2 separate regions of the Mus musculus genome follow, and region 1 is linked to region 2. The links are chromatin loops, found by intact Hi-C in ENCODE. Cell type or tissue: heart. All regions are shown on one strand. Each heading gives the region's core, and the rest is flanking DNA. Links, peaks and the distances in the headings are about the cores only.

The links. Hi-C counts contacts between places; a loop is a spot of excess contacts. Peaks named below come from ENCODE experiments on the same cell type or tissue, not always from the same donor. Only the 100,000 strongest peaks of a DNase experiment are listed, where the experiment ranks them.
Region 1: it touches region 2 in a loop (2.6-fold over the local background); 1 of 42 quality-filtered maps calls a loop at or near these places.

The regions. Positions count from the first base shown.
Region 1 is chr7:141,465,463-141,473,781 of GRCm38, forward strand. It overlaps Cracr2b (calcium release activated channel regulator 2B), which reads left to right. Exons shown (of 10, transcript NM_001025103.2): 8 at 57-223; 9 at 304-375; 10 at 584-1,140. The coding sequence ends at 761. It overlaps Cd151 (CD151 antigen), which reads left to right and starts at 1,900. Exons shown (of 8, transcript NM_001111049.1): 1 at 1,900-2,004; 2 at 2,957-3,084; 3 at 3,793-3,883; 4 at 4,004-4,195; 5 at 4,475-4,549; 6 at 4,659-4,763; 7 at 4,848-5,006; 8 at 5,089-6,019. The coding sequence starts at 3,800. The coding sequence ends at 5,235. It overlaps Polr2l (polymerase (RNA) II (DNA directed) polypeptide L), which reads right to left. Exons shown (of 2, transcript NM_025593.1): 2 at 6,398-7,942. The coding sequence ends at 7,834. It overlaps Gm10575 (predicted gene 10575), which reads right to left and starts at 2,309. Exons shown (of 2, transcript NR_152219.1): 1 at 1,420-2,309. In heart, for the core only: a CTCF peak has its summit at 3,320; DNase peaks (open chromatin) are centred at 1,909, 2,359, 3,279, 3,619 and 5 weaker places; H3K4me3 peaks cover 3,397 bases; H3K27ac peaks cover 4,445 bases; H3K27me3 peaks cover 747 bases.
Region 2 is chr7:140,936,735-140,945,053 of GRCm38, forward strand. Pgghg (protein glucosylgalactosylhydroxylysine glucosidase) reads left to right here and starts at 4,657. Exons shown (of 14, transcript NM_145387.5): 1 at 4,657-4,909; 2 at 5,551-5,831; 3 at 6,252-6,462; 4 at 6,543-6,978; 5 at 7,911-8,030; 6 at 8,217-8,319. The coding sequence starts at 5,576. In heart, for the core only: CTCF peaks have their summits at 1,915 (motif pointing left) and 4,836; DNase peaks (open chromatin) are centred at 3,117, 5,147, 5,837, 6,807 and 1 weaker place; H3K4me3 peaks cover 1,931 bases; H3K27ac peaks cover 2,881 bases; H3K27me3 peaks cover 664 bases.

The DNA of each region.
Region 1 (8,319 bases), core at 170-8,169, 530 kb after region 2:
GTCAGCTTGGGACCAGAGGGGTGTGGCATGCCAACCAGCATTCCACCATTCCCCAGCTGGAACAGCAGCTGCAGGCCCGGGCTGCAGAACAGCTAGAGGCACAGGCCCAGCACATCCAGCTGCAGAGGGCCTATGAGGCCATACGGGCACAGCTGGACCAGGCCCAAGAGCAGCTCAGTCGACTGGAGGGCGAAGCACAGGGTCGGCAGGAGCAAACCCAAAGGTGTGGTGAAGTGCCTGTGGTGAGGGTAGAAGGGTCTGTCCCCCCAACCCACATCTGGATCACAGCCTTCCTGTCCACAGAGATGTGGTTGCTGTCTCCAGGAATATGCAGAAAGAGAAACTCAGCCTCCTAAGGCAGCTGGAGCTGCTGAGGTGGGTCAGGCCTGCCTGGGCTAATGGGAAGTGGTTTCAAGTTTCCAGATAGTATTGGCTCCTACCCATGTTGCTGGAAGTCCTTATGTCTGCCCTATAGCCTTCATGCGGCTGGCTCTGTAGTCCTCTTGACTCAGGGAAGGCATCTCCCCCATGCACTTTTTCCTCTAGATCTTAGCCTCCTCGGTCTCCTACCTCTCTTTTCTAGGGAGCTGAATCTGAGGCTTCGAGATGAGAGAGATGCCTGTGAGACCAAGCTGCTGGGCAGTAGCCACAGGAAGGCTCTAGCTATTGCCCACAAGCCCGGACCCATCTACTGCTGCTGCTGCTGTGGCTGGGCTCGGCCCCCCAGACGAGGCTCTGGCCATCTTCCTAGTGCCCGATGACCAGCCCCGAGTGACTCACTTCCCTATCCAGAGGACTGCCCCTAGGAGGGACTGGTCTTGGTGGCGGATACTTGCTAAGTGTGTGGCTCTACCCAGAAGGCATCCCATGCCTGAAGGAGCTAACCTCAGAGTAGTCAAGGCCTTCAGTCCTTCAGTCTTTATCCTGTCTTCCTTTTTTTTGGGGGGGGGGGTTTCGAGACAGGGTTTCTCTGTGTAGCCCTGGCTGTCCTGGAACTCATTCTGTAGACCAGGCTGTCCTCGAACTCAGAAATCCGCCTGCCTCTGCCTCCCGAGTGCTGGGATTAAAGGCGCGTGTGCCACCACGCCCGGCTATCCTGTCTTCCTTAATCTTTGTCTGAAGGACCAATAAAGGCCATTGTATACTGTGTACTCCTTGGCTCTTGTGTGTTTGGGAGCCACGGTGCATTTGTGGTTCATGCTTGGTATCCATGGCACAAGGTGACATGGAGGGGTTTACAGGTGCACATTAACCCCTTCGTTCCTGCAGCTGGGGGTTCCTGTGTGCTTGTGTGTGTTCTGTGATTCTGGATATTCACCAAGCCCTCACCCATTCCTCCCAGCTGAAGCTCCCAGGACTCAGGTTTCAACAGGTGTCCGCTCCCACGCTAGTCCACACGTGGAAGGTCCCGCTCCTCACCTCCGTGGTCAGCTAGCTTTCTGGTCCAGGTCCTTTATCCATCATCCTTTGGCACAGTTCCTAGCCAGACCATATGCCACCCACACTGGGCACCTCTCGCAGGGCCCTCATGTCTCTATGGAATCTTCTGGCACCCTCCACACTGTATCTGGAGTTTCCCCTCTAGCATTTCTTCAGCCGCTAGAACCTGCAGCTTTAGAGTGGTTCTCCCGGCTTAGACTAGAGAAACTGGTCTTGACCTCAGTTCTGGACCTCTGGTGGGCTAGGTGCCACCTTCCCCACCTCTTCGCTCCCCACCTGGGTTCTACCTCTGGTCTAGCTCCTCTGTCTCTGGGCGAGTTGGGGCTTTTGATGACAAACGGGGCACCTTTAAACTAACTTTACAGACCCACAGGTCTCTCTGGCGCGCGCCTTAGCACCAAACCAGTTAGGACTTGCCTGCCCAGGCCGGCCGTGGGCGGGGCTGCGCCCGGGGCGGGGTCGCGCGCAGGGCGTGTCCTCGCAGGCCCCGGGCCGAGCGTTCTCTGTACTCCGAGTGATCGCTCCTACCGTGGCTGCCGGGGCTGGTATTTCAAAGCGTGGTTGGTGAGTGCTCCGTGAAGCATAGCCGGAGGGTGTGGGGAGCAGTGTCCTGAGTTCCTCGCTCACTGGTGTTCCTAGTCTCCAAGCTGGCCTCAGGGACGCCCAGGAGGCAGAGCCTGAGGTAGGACAGGGTTGCAGACTCCTTTCCGGAAGATCGACGCCGGGGCCGGGCAGTTAGAAGGCCGGAGGGGGAGGGGTGAGGGAGAGAGCTTCTGTGGTTCTTGAGCAGGCCTGACGGTCTCTTTCGTGCAGAAACCCAGAAATTTAAAAGTCTGACCACCCTATTCATTGTCCCTGGACACCGGTTCCCTCCCCTGAGACCGCAGGTCCGCCCACTGGCACGGGGCGGGGGAGGGCGGCAGGGGCGGTGGTGACTTCATCTCTGTGACGCGGGGATTCCTCGCCCAGCCCACTTCAGTGTTTAATCGGGTCGGTGGGGCGGGTGCCGAAGGCCCAGGACAGGTCCAGGAGCTAAGTGTAGGGCGGTTGTGTCCAGGCCGCAGGAGCTATTTCTGGCTGGTCCAGGCTCTCACACCGGCACTTTCACAGAGAATTTACATCCAGTCTGCTGATTGTCTCTTGGCTTAGGTTGATGGATGTGTCTAAAAGCCCATAGATTCTGGGCTTTTAGAGCCTGGCCCCGGGGGTTTGCATTGTGGCCAGGCTTCTTTATGTCATTGCCCGCTTTCAGTGAGGCAGCATGCATTTTTGGGTCCCATCTCCAAATAGAGCTCTGAAATCTCTCCCACTTTCCAAAATGGACAGTCGATGCATCCTCCTTCAGTTTGCGGTCGCTGCTGTTTGGTGGGGGAGGGACTGTGATGGATGGGACTGGAAGGTGGGGCACTTGGAGAAGGCATTTGGTCCCTCCCTAGATCAGGCAGGTCAGCCATGTTCTTTGGCCTGCCGCCGTCCAGTAGAAAACAGCAGGCCTGCCTGTTATGCTTCCTTGCAGATCTGGTGGCTCTGAGAACCATTTTGACCACTGCTTAAGCTTCTGTAGTTGGAGTGGCAAGATCCCACCTGCTAGGTGAAGGGCAGAGAGTGACTTTTGACCTGTACCTGCTGGTCCTGACTTGAGAGGTGAGAGCTGGTGCCTGGGCAGAGCCTCAAGGCCCCTGGCTAACAGTTCTGCTTAGGTGTGTGTCTGGGAATCTGACCTGCGTCAGCCGAGGTCTGTACACTGTCCTCAGTCAGACAATAGTGTGTCTAGGGCAGGGTGTGACTAGGGGACTCCTGGAGGAGTGGCACATTCACATATGTGGAACTGGGACCTCCCCCTACAGTCGGGAGGAGAGCTGGTTGTACAGGCTCCACCTACCGGCATCTTATTGTCTCTGCCCTGGCTGGTAGTAGAGTCAGCTCAGAGTCCTCACAAACTGTCCCTTAGGGTGGCCTGAGCTCTCTGCCATATCTGGGAACGGGTATGAGTGGTAAGTACCTAGCAGCCTGATTGTGGGACTCAGGGAATGCTTGGGGGTGCCGATCAACAGGAATGTACCCTGAAGGTCTGCTGGTGCTTCCCCCCCTGTTGCCAGCAGGAGTGAGTCAGCAGATGTTGGGGGGTCCTCCATGATAACCCACCATGTGTCTGGCTGTGAGGAGGTTAGTTCAGGAAGTGACTCATAAGGTTCCTGGGAATGCTCCTCTGAGGGCAGATAGCTGGCTGAGCTCCAAACTGCAATCATCCGGGGACTGCTGGATCTCCTCCTGTCTCCGTTGGTAGATAGCTTTCTTCCTACTTGGAGGCCTGGTGCTTCAGGCCATCTGACCTCCTCCCCGTTCCTCTAGGCCCAGGATGGGTGAATTCAATGAGAAGAAGGCAACATGTGGCACAGTCTGCCTCAAGTACCTGCTCTTTACCTACAACTGCTGCTTCTGGGTGAGAAGAGCTAATTTCTCCCTGCATCCCTAGTCCCCATGTTGGAGGCCTGGCCTGGGGGGCTCAGTCCCAGCTTCCAGACCCAGGCCAGATGTGGTGACCAGTATATACTTTCTGCAGCTGGCCGGCCTGGCTGTCATGGCAGTGGGCATCTGGACACTGGCCCTCAAGAGTGACTACATTAGTCTGCTGGCCTCAAGCACTTACCTAGCCACGGCCTACATCTTAGTGGTGGCTGGTGTTGTTGTCATGGTGACTGGAGTCCTGGGCTGCTGTGCCACTTTCAAGGAGCGACGGAACCTGTTACGCTTGGTCAGTGGGGCATGGTGGCACACGGTGGGGCTAGGGGTGCCTTGCATGGATTTCTCAGGGGGCCTCTGGTACTGGTTCTGGGGACTTAACTGGTTGAGTGTATTACTGCAGGCTGTCCCTGTTGGGGCAGACACGAGCTTCAGAACTATGAAGGAGCTAGGCAGCCCCAGAGTGTAGCTCCTAACTGAATTCCTCTTGCTTGGCCTCCTGGGTTGGGGGCTTGGCTTTGTGGTACTCTGGCACTAGCAACCCCCCACTTACTGGGTCCCTGCTCCCTAGTACTTCATCCTGCTCCTCATCATCTTCCTCCTGGAGATCATTGCTGGCATCCTGGCCTATGTCTATTATCAGCAGGTAAGGGCCTGGACAGGCCATGGGGTGTGCCTAGAACATGGCCCTGTCAGTCCCATTGGAGGTCCTGGCTCCAGCTTTGCCTTTGCCCAGAGTTTGATCCTACCCACAGCTGAACACAGAGCTCAAGGAGAATCTGAAGGACACCATGGTCAAGAGATACCACCAGTCAGGCCACGAGGGTGTGAGCAGCGCTGTCGACAAGCTGCAGCAAGAGGTGGGTGCCCCTAGAACTGCCCGCCCTCTCGGCATGGTGCCGTGTGCCGGCAAGCGCTGAGGCTCAGCCATGTGCCCCTTGTAGTTCCACTGTTGTGGCAGCAACAACTCTCAAGACTGGCAAGACAGCGAGTGGATCCGCTCTGGTGAGGCAGACAGCCGCGTGGTTCCTGACAGCTGCTGTAAGACTATGGTAGCTGGCTGTGGTAAGCGGGACCATGCCTCCAACATCTATAAAGTGGAGGTAGGTGGGTTCTCAGCAAGGGGCGGGGCTAGGCCGGACTGGTCTTCAGGCAGCCTGGCCCACCACCCTTCTCTCCCACTAGGGTGGCTGTATCACTAAGCTGGAGACCTTCATTCAGGAGCACCTGCGGGTCATTGGGGCGGTGGGCATTGGCATCGCCTGTGTGCAGGTCTTCGGCATGATCTTCACCTGCTGCTTGTACCGAAGCCTCAAGCTGGAACACTACTGACCACGATGATGTCAGGCCGGGCGGCCAGCCTTGCACTACTGACCACGATGATGCCAGGCTGGGCGGCCAGCCTTGCACTATGTCCCAGCCCCACTACTGAACACTACTGACTTAGACTGCTGACTGCCAGAGGTAGCTACCCTCATGCCATCGCCATGACCCCCCCTGGCATGCCACCTCAGGGGCATGCACCTTCAAGTGCCTTTCACTGCACACCAAAGTCCCAAAGCTCGAAGCAGCGTACTTGCCCCAGCATTAAGAAGGGGGGGGGGGGTGGGGGGTTCAAATGCCAGTGTTGGGCTAGGCCTGGCTAGTAGAATAGGGTTTAGATTATTTGACAGAAGTGCCTCTTATGCAGACTGCTTCCCTTTGGGTAGCTGTGATCTGCAGTAAGTCTGGGGAGAACCTGAGTACACCACTACACGTTGGGTAAAAGCAGGTGGGGCCTTTCTGGTTGGATTAGGCACCCTTCATGCCTGCTACCAGGAACTCTCAGATCTGCTTGCCCCAAACAAATGGTGTAAGCTGAGGGAAACTCCAACCCCACACTTGATGCTCTGTCCTCTCCACACAGGCCTCTTGCTCCTAACAGCTCAGCCCTGGCCTTTTCTCACTACTGATAGCATCATGTAAATGCTCCATGTTCCTGTACACTGTCTCCTTTTGGAGCATCTCTGAATGGAGCATGGCTGTTTTCATCTCACTGCTGTATTCCAGATGCTGCCCACAAATGCTCCTGCTATGTAACAGGTGCTCAATAAATGTAAATGTATAAGCACTCGAATCAGCTTGCTGACAGGACCTTATGGTCCAGGGTAGCTGGAGTACTCACAAGAGTCAAGGTTGGTGAAGCCCAATGGCAATTACAGTTAGGGTGAGCACTGGTAGCTGGAACATCCCCCCAGCCCACTGTGGCCTGGACTTGTCCATGCTCAAGGAAGAGTCTGTAGGCCTTGCTAGGGTCAGAGGGCAAGGGAGGCACCAGGGCCTGTTGGGGATGCCCTGGCTCCTGTTTCTCTGGCTTTAGCTCATCTAAGCAGCTGAGAAGAGGTCCTAAGCTGATTTTGTTCCCCACAGTCTTCTGTGCCAGCTGGAGGAGGCCACTATGGGTTCTCTGGACTCTAGCCTAAGGCAAAGCCTTTTTCTTTTTTTTTTTTTTTTAAAGATTTATTTATTAATATATGTAAGTACACTGTTGCTGTCTTCAGACACTCCAGAAGAGGATCTTGTTGCGGATGGTTGTGAGCCACCATGTGGTTGCTGGGATTTGAACTCTGGACCTTTGGAAGAGCAGTTGGGTGCTCTTACCCACTGAGCCATCTCACCAGCCCGCCTTTTTCTTTAAAACAACAAAAAACCAGGGGTGGGGTAGGGTGGGTATGCTATGCCACACACACCTTTAATCCCAGAATCCAAGAGGTAAAGGCAGGCTGACTGTTGTGAGTTTCAAACCAGCCAAAGCTGGTCTCAAAAAACAAAACAAAAAAACCCACCAAAATTCTCAAAGGGATCAATGTGCTAGAAAGAACCCGGGGTACTTGATGCAGATGCCTAGGAGCTAAAGCACTACACCACCTCCTTTGGCCTAGAGTAGGCTTCTTAGGACTACATGCTGTGGGGATTGGGTCAAGGGGCAGGGCTGCCTAGCTGTCGGGCCTGGGAAGATTCTGGAAACAAGATCCTCAGGCATGGGCAGCAGATAGGCTCACACAGCTGATGGGCTTTAGGACCCAAGAAATTCGTGAGGCCTGTGGCCTTGGGCGTACTCCTACAGTATCTGGGTTTGGTTGGGTGGCACAAGCCGTCCTTTAAACTCAACACTCGGGAGGCAGAGACTGATCTCTTTAGTTCAAGGCCAGCCTGGTCTGCAGAGTTGAATTCCAGGATAGTCAAGGCCAAACAGAGAAACCCTGTCTTGGAAAATGAAAGGTAAATAAATCTGGGTTTGATTCCCAATACCTGATGGCAGCTTATACATTCTATAACTTTACTCTCAGGGGATCTGGCCTCTGTGGGGACACAGTGATACAAAGACTTATAAGCAGACCAAATACCCAAATGCATAATAACCCTAGCACAAGGATTGGGACCTCCAAGCACGCTCAGCATTCCAAAGGAATATTGTCACCAGGCTTGGGCCCATCCATACCTGTGGATGGTGTGGTGCCCACATCCATTATGCCCATCCTGAACACAGGCAGGAAGCGGAGAGGCCCTAAAGCAATGTGGTACAAGACTACTGTAGGGCTACCTCGTTGATCAAAGTGGTCAAGGCCCCGGGGAACGGAAGCAGGGTACTCCTCCACAGGACGAGACTCCCAGTCAGATGAAGGGGAAGGAGACCAGCCCTAGGGGAAAGACTGGAGGCAGGCCAGGTAGCCTCAGAGACAGCACAGACATGGACATGGAGCACCTTGGAAGTTAGACCTGTTGGTGGTTCTGCAAACATCTTTACTAAACAGTTCCTTCCAGGGTAACAGGACTTAGCCACAGGGCCACAGCCAGGCAATACACCAACATCCCCAATAGCTCAGTTTGAACATAGCACGACAGGCTGCCCGTGGCCAGCAGGAGACAGAGGAGGGCAGGCTCCAGCGGTCACTTCTCTAGGGGTGCATAGTTCAGCAGCTTCTCAATCAGGTCCACGTGTGCTAGCAGCATGCGGCGGCAGCAGTAGCGCTTTAGGCCCAGAGCGTCCAGGGCATCCCTGTAAAGAGAAGAGTGAGGCTGGATGTGGTCTCTAGAGTCTGGATAGGTTTGGAACCACCTCCAGCTTGCCTCTGGGTATTCGTGTGGATAGGGGTTACCAGAGCACATCTACATAATCAGCGATTGAAACCTGACACCAGGCCATAGGGAAATGGCCTGGAGATTTCTGAAATATGTATCTAGATGCTCAGGGAGGAGCCAGGTGACCCTTTCCCCACCTAGAAGTTACACCTGCTCATGTGCCAGTCTTCTCCCATAGCATCCTGTATCCATCCTTAACAGCCTTCTGCCTACACCTGTTTTTTAAAATTTCGTTTTATGTGTATGGGTGCCTGATGCTCCCAAAGCCCAAAGGAGTTACGGACACTTGCGAGA
Region 2 (8,319 bases), core at 123-8,122:
TTAAATATTCCTTGGGCAGCACAATATTTTTAAATAATCCTTGGACAGCCCACCCTCATGCTGCCTTCCTAGCAATAACCCCGAATTATCACTTATTATGTTTCATTGTTCCATCTGAGCTGCTCTTAGCTCCAATTGGCTTGCCCATGTGGTCAAGATCTCTTGGCCTTTAGCCTATGGCAGCTCAGGCTCTCCCTCCTGTGTATTCTTCTTCTGTGGCTGCTTCCTTCTTTTCTCTCTTCTCCCCTCCTCATGGTCTACTCTTTCTAAGCCCAAGAAAACCTCCTCCCCACCTACATCTCTTCTCCCCAACTATGGGCTGTCTGCATCTTTATTCACCAATCAGAATTCACTTTGGGGCAGGGTCCCAGGAGCTACATGCAAACTCCAGGTTTTGGGAGACCACACTTAGCATTACAATAGACAGTAAAAGACAAAACCTCAACAAATAAGTGTACAAATTTTTAATAAAAACGGGGACAGCAAATTGGCTCAATGGGTAAAGGAGCTTGCTACCAAGACTGGTGCCTCCGAGTTTGATCCCGGGACCCACAGAGTGGAAGGAGAGAACTGACTCGTGAAAGTTGTCCCCTTGTTAGAATAACAACCTCCTGGCCAAGAGAATAGAATCTACATCCGAGGTGGAGACCATGTATTCTGGTTGTGTGTGTTGTTCTTCTGCCAGGCCCAGGGACAGCAGCAGGCTCATCTTAAGCGAGGAGACTGAACAAATAAGTCATGTAATGGGATACTGTACTCTTCCTCCACAGAATCCCTGTCCCCAGTGCCATAGCTTAGAGCCACGTCAGCCCAATCTTCTAAATTATTGAGAAAAGTATAGTGACTTTTTTTTCTTTCTTCTACCTCTATTTTTTGTTTGTTTTTTGAGACACAGTTTGTTTTCTGTGTAGTCCTAGCTGTCCTGGAACTTGCTCCGTAGACCAGGCTGGCCTCGAACTCACAAAGATTCACCTGCCTCTGCCTCCCCAGTGCTGGGATTAAAGGCGTGCACCACCACTGCCCAGTTTCTTCTCTTTATGTTTTCCTTAATACTCTGGGTTTCGAAATTTGGACTTTCTCTAAAGCCTCCCTCCTCCCCTGCCACATGGCTGCTTGTCAGCATGGCTTCTCCCCTTCTCTTCTCCAACCTCCTCCTTTGGATAGCTGCTGAGGTTTGCCGCTGGCCTAACCTGGGGTTTTCTTTTAAAATCTAGTAAAAGTGTCCTTGAGCTTCCATTTCTGTCTCTTCTTAGATTCTTTTATTACTGAGACCAAGAAACACAAAATCCGGGACTGGAGAGATGGCACAGATGTTAAGGGTCCATGGTACAATGGCAGAGGACCCAACTTCAGTTCCCAGAACCCATCTGATGACTCACAAGCATCTGTAACTCCAATTCCAGAGGATTCAACGCCCTCTTCCGGCCTCTGCAGGCACCAGGCATGAAAGTGGTGCACAGATGCACATGCAGGCAAAACACTCAGACACATAAAATAAAATAGAAATAAATTTTAGCCGGGCGTGGTGGCTCACGCCTTTAATCCCAGCACTTGGGAGGCAGAGGCAGGTGGATTTCTGAGTTCGAGGCCAGCCTGGTCTACAAAGTGAGTTCCAGGACAGCCAGGGCTATACAGAGAAACCCTGTCTGGAAAAACTGAAAAAAAAAAAAGCTTTTAAAAAAATATTAAAAAGAACCCCAAAAAGGGACCCTGATTTCCCCCTATATCACTCTGACCTCTAGTGAAGCACTGTGGCACATAAACAAAAATAAAATCGGGCAAAAGACATGACCCAGAGGCAAGAGCACTTGCTGCTCTTCCAGAAGATCTTGGTTTGGGTTTGATTCGCAGCATCTTCAGTGTGGCTAACAAGCACCTGTTTCTCCAGTCCCAGAGAATCCAGCGCCCTCTTCTGCCCTCCATGGGTACTGAACACACATAGGGAACAGACATCCATGCAGCCATACATTCATACCCATAAAATAAAATCTCAGAAAAAAAACAAAAACAAAAACAAAAAAAAAACAGAAATCTCTTCCTACCAGGAACCCCATAACTACCACAAGTAGCACAGACCCAGGTAAGAGCAGGTCTCACCCCTCATCAAATGTGAGGGTGCAGTAAAGAGACTCAGTGAAGCCCCAGGGCTGAAAGGGGAAACTTTATTCCACACAACCAAGGCTATCGCTTGGGAAAGCAGAGAATGGGGTGGGAGAGGCATATATCTCTAGAGTTATAAGAGGGGAGCCTGTGAGCTGAGGTGACTTTGGGACTCTGTGAGTAGGAACTGAGGGACCCTAGAAGCTAGCACAGACTGTAATATGCTAATAGGGACCACAAGCATATGTTAATGGAACAGTCAGAGGTCCCTTTTATCCAAGTAAGTCCTCCCTTTAGCAAGCAAGGACTGTAAGAATATTGGCTTTTGTCTATGTGCCAGACTTTGGGAAATGGAACTTCTTGGCACCTGACAAGAGGAGGACATTTTGGAAAGCCACAACTTGTCAAAATGCAGAGGGTAACTGCTGGATGGACAGCCCCAACGGATATATTTATAGCATAACTCCTGCACTTAAGGCTCAGGATACATCAAGGAACAGGGCCAGGGAGGGGCTTGTAAGAGCCTGATGACCAAGCTATCTTCTGTGAAATTATGCATTCATGCTGTGTTGGGGAAGCTACACCCAGGAAATCTGAACAATTACAGATGCCTAAAGACTGCACACTTTCAACAACAACTGAAGTATATATAATGCCAGGAGGTGGTATATAGTGGGCCCATGCCAAGGTATGCCCGTGTGTAATTATGCCATGCAACAGATCTGGTGTAAAAGAGGTTTCCTGGGGAAAGGAAGAGGAGTGAGGACCCGGAGCAGGGGTAAAGACAGACAAGTGGACAGGCAGACAGACCAGGGCAGAGCCATGGGGGAGGGGGCAGTGGGCGCAGAGAGGGACAGAAAGGAGAGAGGGAGCGGGAGCCGAGGGGGAGGGGGAGGAGAGGGGAGAGGGGGAGAGCGAGGGAGAGCAAGAGAGCAGTCCATCACCTAGCAGCGCTGGCCTTTGCTAGGTCCCTGGGAGGAGCCTAGTGGAAGCCAGCTAGCTAGGGAAAGCTCATGGGGCCCCTCCCCTAGATGAAGAGCTACAATCAATTAACTATTGCAGAAGGAGGGAGAATTAGTCTTCCCCGGGGATGAGCCTCTTTTAGACCTGGGGAAGGAGGAGGGGTGGTAGGGATGGAAACAAACAATTCCTGAGTGTCTGATTAAAGCAAGCTGTATTTACAACTGGCCAGCTGGCTGTCTCTCCTAAAGTCAGGATTTCAGAGAGCAGCCCCTCACTGGCTTTTGAGGTTCCTTTTATGGAGAAAGGTTAGGGCTGATAGAAAACAGATGTCGCGATAATTGGCTGTTAGAAAGGAGGCAATAAAAATAAGTGCAAGAAAACATCACGTGGAAAGGGAGTCATCAAGGTATCTAGGAAGACATTTTCATAAGGCAAAAGGATAGTCGTATCACAGGTTCGGGAGTTTAGCAAGGCAAAGGGGTAGGCACACATGATGGAGTCACAAGTTCAGCACAGGTTGGAAAGCAAGGTTTGCAGGATGCATCAGGCTTAAGAAACAGAAACGGATTCTTGTAGGAGACTTAATAACAATGTGTAACAATGTGGCTCTTTAACATCAACCTGGCACCTGTTCTGGTTTACACCTCCTATTGGTGTTCCAGTACCAAGTGGTCAGCCCCATAAACATATACTCAAATGCAACCCCATAAACATATACTCAAATGCAACACTGAACAGACTCACAGGTGGTGTTTATCTATTTATTCCTTATATGTATATGTAACAACAATGGTTTAAAAAGAGTCCCAGGGGTTGGAGAGATGGCTCAGTGGTTAAGAGCACTGGCTGTTCTTCTGAAGGTCCTGAGTTCAAATCCCAGCAACCACATGGTGGCTTACAATCATCTGCAATAAGTTCTGATGCCCTCTTCTAACATGGAAGTGGACGTGCAGATAGAGCACTCATTTACATAAAAAGCACACATTTAAAAAAAAGAAGAAGAAAAGAAAAAAGAAACTCTTCCAAAAAAAGAGGTCCTGTGCCTGGCAGTGGTGGCGCACTCCTTTAATCCCAGCACTTGGGAGGTAGAGGCAGGTGAATTTCTGAGTTTGAGGACAGCCTGGTCTACAGAGTGAGTTCCAGGACAGCCAGGGCTACACAGAGAAACCCTGTCTGGAACCCCCCCCCCCAAAAAAAGAGGTCCTGTGAATGTGGGTGGGACATACATGGGAGGAGTAGGAGGAAATGGTGTAATTATATTTTAATTAAATCAAAATAAATAAATACTGCTCAGTGTAGTGTGCACGTCTTTAACCCTAACACTGAAGAGGCAGAAGTAGGTTGGAGCTCTGTGAGTTTGAGGACAGCTGGGTTTGCATACCAAGAGTCAGGCCAACCACTCAAAAATAGGATAAAACATAAAAATGAAATAATTTCCCTAAATAGGAAAGGTCCCGTGAGCTAAGGGGAAAGTCTGAAAAGCATTCGGCTGTGGAACTTTTACACAGCACCCACTTCTTTCAGGTTTGCATGAGGTAGGCTTTTCTTACAAGCATCCTGTTCCTTAAATAGCCAGGGTCCTTTCTAGTCACTAAACGTCACTGTAGAGTGGTATCTCAGGTCTGTCCCAGCCTTGCATACATCTTAGAGCCAAAGCTCAACTAACCCCTAGTCCTATTGCGTGGTCTCTTCCCCAAAACCATGACAGTTTCCCAGGTCCCGCCTAAACTCAGACCCGCCCACCTGCCACGCGGCAGGGCCGCTTCTTCTTCCTACCGCCAGGGGCAGCTCGCACCCACAGAGCCTTCTTACACCCGGATCCCCGCACTGAGTGGAGAGGGCAGCGGTGAGTTACAAAAACAGCCCACACTCTTCTCCAGCCCGCCCTCACCCTCTTTCACTGAGTACTCTGAACTCTTTTTCGTCCCTTTATTCCCTAGTCTCTCTTCCCGACAACTCGCGATCGATCCCCCTCTCCGCACCCCACCCCTACACGGGCTTCCTCTTTCCATTTCCTGGGCAAGTCCCGCTACTCCCCAGTTGCGGCCCCACCCCACCCCATCGTCGTCATCCACCCCATCCGGTCCCTCCTCCCCAATCCCAACGCCTCTCCTTGCTGTCCCTCTCCAAATCTCCGGGTTCCTCTTCCTCCACCGTCCGGCCTCACCCTCCCTGAGGATTTAGGGCCCGCGAAGAACTCCCTGATTCCTACCTCAGCAGTTCTTACTTAAGGAAGCTGGCTCAGGAGCTCACAAGAGGGAGGTCGGCGGTGGGTGCTGAGAGAACTTGTTTACAGATTCACTTGGGCTCCTGGCAGTCTTCTTAATTTAAGAATGTTCTTGGCGCCCGCAACCCTTACTTAGGGTAGCTACGCAGCTAGCCCCCGACTCCCCTCACCGCCTGTGGGGATTGGCCAAGTTTGAGGGTTTACTGTGAGTGTGCGTGTGGAGGAAAGTCCAGCTAGTCACTGTTAACTGTCTCCTCCAGGCCGTCTGGGCTGAGGCAGCTTTCCATGGACGGCTCTGAAGATGACCCGACCATATTCAGTGCCCGTTGTCTGCCCAGTGACCCCAGGCTCTGGGCCACTGTAACGAACTCATACCTAGGTACACGTGTGTATCATGACACCATCCATATAAACGGTGTGTACAATGGAGCTGTCGGGGACACTCACCGGGCCAGTCTGCCCAGCCCCCTCAATGTCCAGCTGGAGGCCCCTGCAGGGACAGAACAGCTGACAGAGACCTTTACCCTGGACACCAACACAGGTTAGCTGTCACCAACCCGTGCCAACCTATTGCTCCTCACTTGTCCATGAAGCTGGGAAAGGGGCCACAACCACCAATGTGTGCCTCAGGCCTGTAACCTTGGCACTGGTACTGGGAAGGTTGAGGCGGGAAGACGGAGAGTTGGAGCTCAGCCTCCAGTACACATCAAGATGCATCACAAAAATATGTAAACACATAGCCTTTAATTTAAGGAAGAAGAAGAAGAAAAAAAAAAACATGAAAAAGCCGCCTCCCAAAATGAGGCCTGTGTGGTTGCTCTTGCTTTCTTTTCATCTGGGTGGGCCCACTACACAGTGGGGAGAGGCAGCCTGAGGTCTGAAGGACCCCACTCCCAGCCCAGGAAGGTAATGGTGCTCTGTGGTACTGAGAGTGTGTCTGCCTTTCCCCAACCCTCCCTAGGTTCCTTCCTCCACACCCTGGAAGGCCCCAGCTTCCGGGCTTCCCAGCGGATCTATGCTCACCGTGTGTTACCCCATGTCCTGGTCTTCAGTGTGTCCATTGCACGCTTGACCACAGGGAACAAACCCATCACAGTGCCGTTACGGGCAGACTTCTCCCCCGAAAGCCCAGACCTGGACCTGCGTGTGGGGCCTGACTTCCAGGGACTCCGGTAAGAATCACACTGGGTAAATCTAGGTAGCCCAGAGAGCAGAGCGAGCCCTTTCTTAAGACTCAGCTATGCCCTTGCAGGTACCTGCATGGCCACGTACTTAACCCTGAGCAGCCTGGAGAGCCACAGCAGGAAGTGCATATGCTATGGATGCCTGTCCCCCCAGCCTTGACCCTTGGGGAAGAGGAGAAGGACAGGACCTGGGAGTTTCTGACTGTTGTGGGTAGCAGCCAGGCTGAAGCCCAGGACTGCTTTGCTGAGGCCCTACAGCTGCAGACCAGGGGTGTTCTGTATACAATCCATGCAGACTCCTGGGGCCGGCTCTGGGCAGGCTGTGGCCTGGATGTGGCTGGGCCCCTGGCCCTGCGCCAGGCCCTTCGTGGCTCTCTCTACTACCTGTTCAGTGAGCTTCCCCAGCCTGGCACTCAAGGATTCATCAGCCATGGGCTTAGCCCCGGAGGACTCTCCAATGGGAGTAAGGAGGAATGCTACTGGGGCCATATCTTCTGGGATCAGGTACATCCTACCCTGCACTGGTTACACAGGGGGAGTTGCATGCAAAGATTCCGGGCATTGCCTTTGCACTACCTGAGATCAAGACCAAACATGGGAGCTCTAGATAGGAGGGCTTCCTGGAAGAGATGGTTGGTTTCTCAGAAGAAAGGTGTGTAGGAATGTGGTAGAAAAGAGTGGTCCAGGTTAGAGCAAACAGAAGGCGCAAAGGCTGAGGGTCTGCAACATTTGAAAGCAGAGAAGGGGCCTCATAGCTGGCTAAGAACACCAGAGCCTCAGAGTGAGCCAGGTGCAAGCCTGGAGCTTACAAAAGGACTGGAAAAACCATAGAGACTGTAGAAGAATGATACAAGGAGAGATACAGTCTGGGAAGATTTGGGACTGTCAGGAGCAGCTGGGTGCGGGGGAAGCAAGGGCTGGAGAAGGCAGTACTGTAGGTTGTAGCCTATGGAGATCAGCGGCCACTGCGTGAGGGAATAGCGAGAGGGAAGGCTCGAGGCCACTCCCACGTCTGACACCTTGTGAAGTCTGCACAGTGGCCCATTTGACAGATGAAGTCAAAGAAAGCTGAGGTCAGGCAGCCGGAGAGCAAGCTCTCCCTAGAGGCGTGATGCAAACCAGTGCTCGTGCCCGTGAGCTTCTCCTGATACTGCCCCGGCTGAGGACCAGACCTCTGGGCTGTCTAGGCTGGAAAGATAGCGCTGGAGTGGGCAAGCTGGGGAGGCCCCAGGTGGGTGTGAGTGGGCATGAAATGAGGGATCCAGGGAGAGAAAAAGGGAGAGCCAGAGGGTAGGGATGGAGGAAGCCCCCAGCTGCCTGCTTGGCTGTGTGTCGTCAGTTGGAAGCCTTGGCAGGGTTGAATGTGGGCAGTCCATAAGAGTAAGGGAGGGAGAAGGTATGGACTCCTGTTTACCCTCAAATGGTTCGTCCCTTAGGACATCTGGATGTTCCCAAATATTTTGATGTTCCACCCAGAAGCCGCCAGGGCCATCCTAGAATACCGAGTCCGTACGCTGGGAGGAGCCCTGAAGAATGGCCAGAACCTGGGCTACCAGGTAATGAATGGGGCCTGGGTACCATCCCATAAGCCACTGCCCCAAGGTCTTTCCAGTGCCATTCAGTGCCCATGAGAGCCCCATACCTCCTCTTTCCTTTCCTCCACAAAGGATTGCCCCTCTGGTAGGACTGGACCGCCCCCTCCCCAGATCAAGGCCTGACCAAGCCATCCTCTCTCCTCACAGGGAGCCAAGTTTGCTTGGGAGAGTGCAAGCACTGGCCTGGAGGTCTGCCCTGAGGACATTTATGGGACCCAGGAGATCCATATCAATGGGGCTGTGGCCTTGG